Linked DNA regions of Homo sapiens: region 1 is linked to region 2. A link is an interaction called in ENCODE POLR2A ChIA-PET data of the cell type or tissue named here. Cell type or tissue: PC-9. All regions are shown on one strand. Links, peaks and the distances in the headings refer to the core of each region. The heading gives the core; the rest is flanking DNA. Region 1 overlaps TUT7 (terminal uridylyl transferase 7). Region 2 overlaps DAPK1 (death associated protein kinase 1).

What was found. ChIA-PET counts read pairs that join two places held together with the same protein. Peaks named below come from ENCODE experiments on the same cell type or tissue, not always from the same donor. Only the 100,000 strongest peaks of a DNase experiment are listed, where the experiment ranks them.
Region 1: POLR2A ChIA-PET joins it to region 2 with 12 read pairs; 1 of 35 experiments calls an interaction of 5 or more read pairs at or near these places.

The regions. Positions count from the first base shown.
Region 1 is chr9:86,347,020-86,349,820 of GRCh38, reverse strand. The region is part of intron 2 of TUT7 (terminal uridylyl transferase 7); the gene reads left to right. Among named protein-coding and RNA genes, the nearest start is that of TUT7, 6.0 kb to the left of the region's middle. In PC-9, for the core only: no CTCF peak of the experiment used is centred there; a DNase peak (open chromatin) is centred at 1,150; H3K27ac peaks cover 1,392 bases.
Region 2 is chr9:87,598,513-87,601,313 of GRCh38, reverse strand. The region is part of intron 2 of DAPK1 (death associated protein kinase 1); the gene reads right to left. Among named protein-coding and RNA genes, the nearest start is that of DAPK1-IT1, 46 kb to the right of the region's middle. RefSeq lists an enhancer at 369-962. In PC-9, for the core only: no CTCF peak of the experiment used is centred there; a DNase peak (open chromatin) is centred at 1,333; H3K4me3 peaks cover 875 bases; H3K27ac peaks cover 2,500 bases.

The DNA of each region.
Region 1 (2,801 bases), core at 83-2,582, 1.3 Mb after region 2:
GTATATGCTTTCACAGTTATTAAGTAAAGAATTATTCAGTTTCTATCCCTTGAAAATCTTCATATAGGAAGCATTAAGCTTCGGTATAACATTATTTAGTTTAGAGAGATTCAACTGAAAGTATAAACTAAAAAGGATCTCATTAAAGAGATCGAAATTTCTTTATCAAAATTGTGTCTTAATAAGGAAGGGTATTATTCAACAATGTGAGAAGATATAATGGAAATTATGGTGGAGTTGCTTTTTTCCCCCCCACATACGGTACTACCTTCTGTTTTTTTCAGCTCTACATTACTGCCCCTACTTTAGCCTTCAAATGTCCTAGATTGCCAGTTTAATGTATTTGGGACATTGCCATTAATGATCTTAGCTGGAAAGCATCCACTCAAATACACATGTCCTTTGTGAACCATATGCAAATAAAATATGGGAAACTTGGAATGCCGAATATAGAGAACTCTTATTACAATAAATCTGAGGTAAGCCAGGTAGTCTTCCTCCAAGTAATTATGAGAATTTTTCTTTTTTCTTTTTTTTTTTTGAGATGGAGTTTCACTCTTGTCGCCCAGGCTGGAGTGCAATGGCATGATCTCGGTTCACTGCAACCTCTGCCTCCCGAGTTCAAGCAATTCTCCTGCCTCAGCCTCCCGAGTAGCTGGGATTACAGGTGCCTGCCACCACGCCCAGCTAATTTTTGTATTTTTAGTAGAGACAGGGTTTCACCATGTTGGCCAGGATGGTCTCGAACTCCCGACCTCAGGTGATCCACCTGCCTCGGCCTCCCAAAATGCTGGGATTACAGGCATGAGCTGCCACGCCTGGCCAAGAATTTTTCATCAGTACCTAGCTTTACCCTCCAAGAGTCCCTCCGGTGAGATTTTGACAGTTTTTACCATGCATGCCTGTGAAAGTAGGTTTAGAAGGTTATATTGCCTTTCAGTGCTAGTCCACTCTAGATGTGAATGGGTATGTTCCAAGAAGGGATTTTAGTAATTTCTTTCCAGTTTTTATGTTGTTAGTTAGAAGGCTGAATTTCAGGATTTCATCCTTTTTTTGTTTGTTTGTTTTTTAGACAGAGTCTCACTCTGTCACCCAGGCTGGAGTGCAATGGCGCAATCATGACTCACCACAGCCTCACCTCCTGGGCTTAAGCAGTCCTTCCGTCTCAGCCTCCTGAGTAGCTGGGACCACAGGAGTGAGTCATCTTGCTGGCTGATTTTTTTCATTTTTGCTAGAGATGACATCTCACTATGTTGTCCAGGCTGGTCTTGAACTTCTGAGCTCAAGCAGTCCTCCCACCTTACCCTCCCAAAGTGCTGGGAATTACAGGCATGACCCACTGCACCTGGCCCCATCCATATTTTAATCTATATTTTCAATCCCTTTACTTTGATTTAGCCATGTGTTCTTGGAGAAGTTATTCTCTTGGATTCGCATTGTCCCCATCTGTACAATGGGGACAGTATTAGCAGGATTGCTGTAGGGATTAAATAAGGCAGTACATATAAAGTGCTTTACATCTGTTGCATAATAAGATACACCATCATGGTAGCTGCCATTATCTGACAGAATTTCTGCAGCCATCCACTTCTGTATAAAAGCAGTAGGAGTTGATTGAGGTCTTTGGAGGAAGAGAGAAGTTACTCTTTCTAGAAAATGACAGCAAATATGGTTATATGGAGAAACCTTTGTGACCAGAAGAGAGGAAGAGTTTAAAAAAGGAATTCGGTTCCCTATCACTTACTGGCTTGTGAACTAATAGGGGCTTTTCTAAAGGGTATTGCAGTATTATTTTAAATTTATAGAGTTTTTGCCTAAGAAACCTGTAATAAACACTGAAGTTAGATGCAGTTTTTTTGATAATGTTTATAATGATAAGCAAACTAAATGAGAATGGATACATCTCTAAGTAAAAGAAGTGCTTATCTGAAAAAAAAAAATTGTTCAGACCAGAAATACTGGCCTTAAAAGATTATGATAATTTAATTGGGAGTCGGGGGAGTATTAAAAAGGAAATATTAAGGTAGCGCAAGGTAGCCTGATTTTCTGTTGAAATGACAACTTACCTTTTAGTATTTTATTTGTTCAGTGTATTTTGATTGATTTTTTAAAACTACTTTTCCAACACTTTAATTTTTTTTAATTTTTTAATTTTCTTATATTGTGGAAGGTGTTTGCAGAATTTTGAGATAGTCATCTCAGGTAGTTTTAGCACAATGCTTGCTGCTTATCCTTTAGCGCTCTCAGCAAGCTTTTTATAAAATTGGAGGTCCTATATTTCCTTTTCAGCCTGCCAGTTCATTGTAATTGCCATACTAGTAGTAATGAGTTCCTCTGAAAACTTGATGGAGGAATTACTTCATGTAGGGCTTTTCAGTAGGTTTATGTTTCCAAGCACTAATGTGTTACTAATAGTTTCATTTTTTAAAACTCGATATAAGTTATCAAAGCTATCTAAAACAATTTTTTATGGTTTAATCCCACAATCACTTTAACAAGTTGAAAAGTTATAAGTTTTAAAAAGGAACAGGATGATTTTTATTCATTATAAGGATTATAGAACTAATAGCAGAGTTTATAAACAAATGTACTTAGAGAAAACTTTTGTTTCAATGGCCAGTTGTTTTTTTCCTTTGAAATATGCTCAGTGTACAGGCCATTCAAAGAAGCTAAAATGAAGGTAAAGGTAAAATGAGAGATAGTTGTCCTTAGTAAATAAAATTTTGGCTTGGACTTCTTCATATTAACGGAGGGACCCGGCTTAGGTGTTATTGATGGCTAAATTTGCAACTAAATGATGA
Region 2 (2,801 bases), core at 91-2,590:
CTCTGGGAGCCTTTGTGTGTGATGGGTAAGCCTGTAGGGCATTTCCATAGCACAGTCTCCTCAGGCAGCCAGCAAACTGTGAGGACAGACTCCTGGAGGAGCAATTCTTCCCTAATCAGAGTAGTTTGCTTTGTGAGGTCTAATTTGAATTGGACTGTTGGTGAATTGCTGCTCCGATCCCTTCCTTCCTGGGCAGCTGGGCCTGGACCCGCTTTCCACCCTGGATCGGGACTCCTTTGGGGGGACAGTTCCTCTTCACCCAACCTCTGCCTCCCCAAAGACAACAACAACTTAAAAAAACAGCTTGTGTGTTTACTTTTCTGGTGAGGATTCCTAAATCGTGTGCCCTCAGAGGAATACCATGATCCAGCTTCAAGGGCGAGCTCAGACAGACCAGGGAGCAAAGCGAATGCACATAAAGCAGCAAGGCCACTGCCACAACCACGCTGGGGGCGCTTGTCCCTTCTGCCCCCTCCTCACACCCATGCACTGAGGCCAGTCAGTAATTAACAACGATACGGATGGCTGCATTATTAATTAATTACCATTAATACAGCTGGGGCTGTTCAATGGATGGGGGAAGGTAGCTTTTTACTGGAAAAGAGAAATTCTTTGCATGCTATGACATTTAATTTTGATAAAGCAGTACAAGTGATCCTTATTATTAATGGATTTTGTACTGGTGAATTCACCTACTTAGTAATTTTTTTTTTCTTTTCTTGAGACAGGGTCTCGCTCTGCCGCGCAGGCTGTAGTGTGGTGATGCAATCACAGCTCACTGCAGCCTTGACCTCCCGAGCTCGAGCAATCCTCCCACCTTGGCCTCCAGAGCAGCTGGAACTACAGGAGCATATCACCACACCCAGCTAATTTTCTTTTTTTTCTTTTTTGCAGAGATAGAGTCTCGCTCTGTTGCCTAGGCTGGTCTAGAACTCCTGGGCTCAAAGCAGTCCTCCCACCTCGGCCACCCAAAGTCGGGGAATTACAGGCATGAGTCACTGCAGGAGGCATAAAATTTATTTGTAACCTCCAAGTCAATATTTCTGGCACTTTCACAGTCACTTGTGGACATGCACGGATCGTGGAAAATTGGAGAGGATCGTGGAAAATTGGAGAGGCTGCTGCACACGTTCCTAGCTGAAGTCAAACAGCTGCCTTCTTGCTTCGGCTCTCACACCATAATCGAGTGTGCTCTCCGCAGCCCATTTAGTGTCATGTTTTTTATTGGTAATTTCACTGTATACAATGACCCCCAAGTATAGTACTGTGGGGCTGTCTAGTGTTTCTAAGCACAACAAAGCTGTGATATGACTCAGGGAGAGACTATGTGTGTTAGATAAGCTTCATTCAGGCATGCGTAATGTGCTGTTTGCCTTGAGTTCAATGTTAATGAATCACATATACATATACGATGTCTTTAAACAGAAACACACATAAAACAAGGTTGTGCAAAAATGACAAAAATGATTTGACCAGAGACTCACAAGAAGGTAACCCTGGATTTCTCCTAAGAGCAATGGTTTAGTGTTTGCAGTGAATTTCTAGAGAATAACTCTCACACATAATGAAAGTCAACTGTACACCAACTTTTTTTCCCCAAAAAATGCACTAAAATTTTCCATCGTTTAATAACTGACAGAACAGTCTGTTGCATTAGATATAGACATCACATTAATTTTAATATTAAAAACTTTCCACTAAATGTAATAAACATTTATTAACTACTCATGGTCAGATACATACAAAGATAATGAGACACATTCTTCCTTTAATGAGTTTTATATTAAAAAACTTGATTCAAATGTAATCACCAATTTTATTAAAAAGAGGAAACGCACGGCGAAAAGGAGCAAGCTTCATAAAGAACAGGCTGACATCTAATTTCTCTGTCTGACTCACTGATATATTTAATCTGACTACTACCTCTGCAGTCACTGAAGAAACTGTAACCAGGATCATATGCAAGGCTCTTTACACATATTTCTTTATTAATAATCACAACTCCATGAGATACACATCGTCATCTCTTCTGACCAATAAGAAAATCAGGTCTCAGGGAGATTTTTAAAGATTGTCCCAAATCACTGAGCGAGTAAGTTGCATAACTAAGAAATGAACTCAAACTCAAGTGTATTCGCCTCCAAAGCTCCAGGTACTGAGCCCCATTGCTGTGTGGACCTCGTACATATTATGTTTGTCATACAAGACATCTCACTGTGAAGTTACAGACAGACTCCAGCATCACTCTAGGAAAGTGTTTTGTGAGGGGAAAGCAAAGGGCAGGGGTTTGTGGTTAAATCTGTTTGGGTCATATTGCCTTCTCCTCCCAGTTGAAGACTCACAAGGTGTTCTAATTAATTAAAACCTTTGCTTTAAGATGCTCTGAGATGCCATGCAATAAAAGTACAACATGTTTGTGAATTCAGGAAGCATTCTAGTAACAATCAGAAAGAAACCCAAGTTGATTCTCAAGGTCAAGGCACAAGGATGGCAGCATTCCTGTTTCTGTAGGTCTTCTATAGTTCCTGGTGCCTTAAAAAGAAACCTGTTTAACTTTTGTTTAATCCAGTCAGTTCTTACTGTCAACTTTATTTATTTGTGGGAGGCTCTGTTCACATGGGAGAATGAAGGTGTGGATATACAATGTCAGAGAAGACGCAACATTCAGAATGGAAGGAAAAAGCATAATCTGACTGGACATGACAATTAATGTCTCTGCTGCATAAGCTGGTGCCAAGCCCAGGGTCTAACCTTTTCATTGCTGGCCCTGATCCAGACATGCCATTAGAACAAGTTCTCAC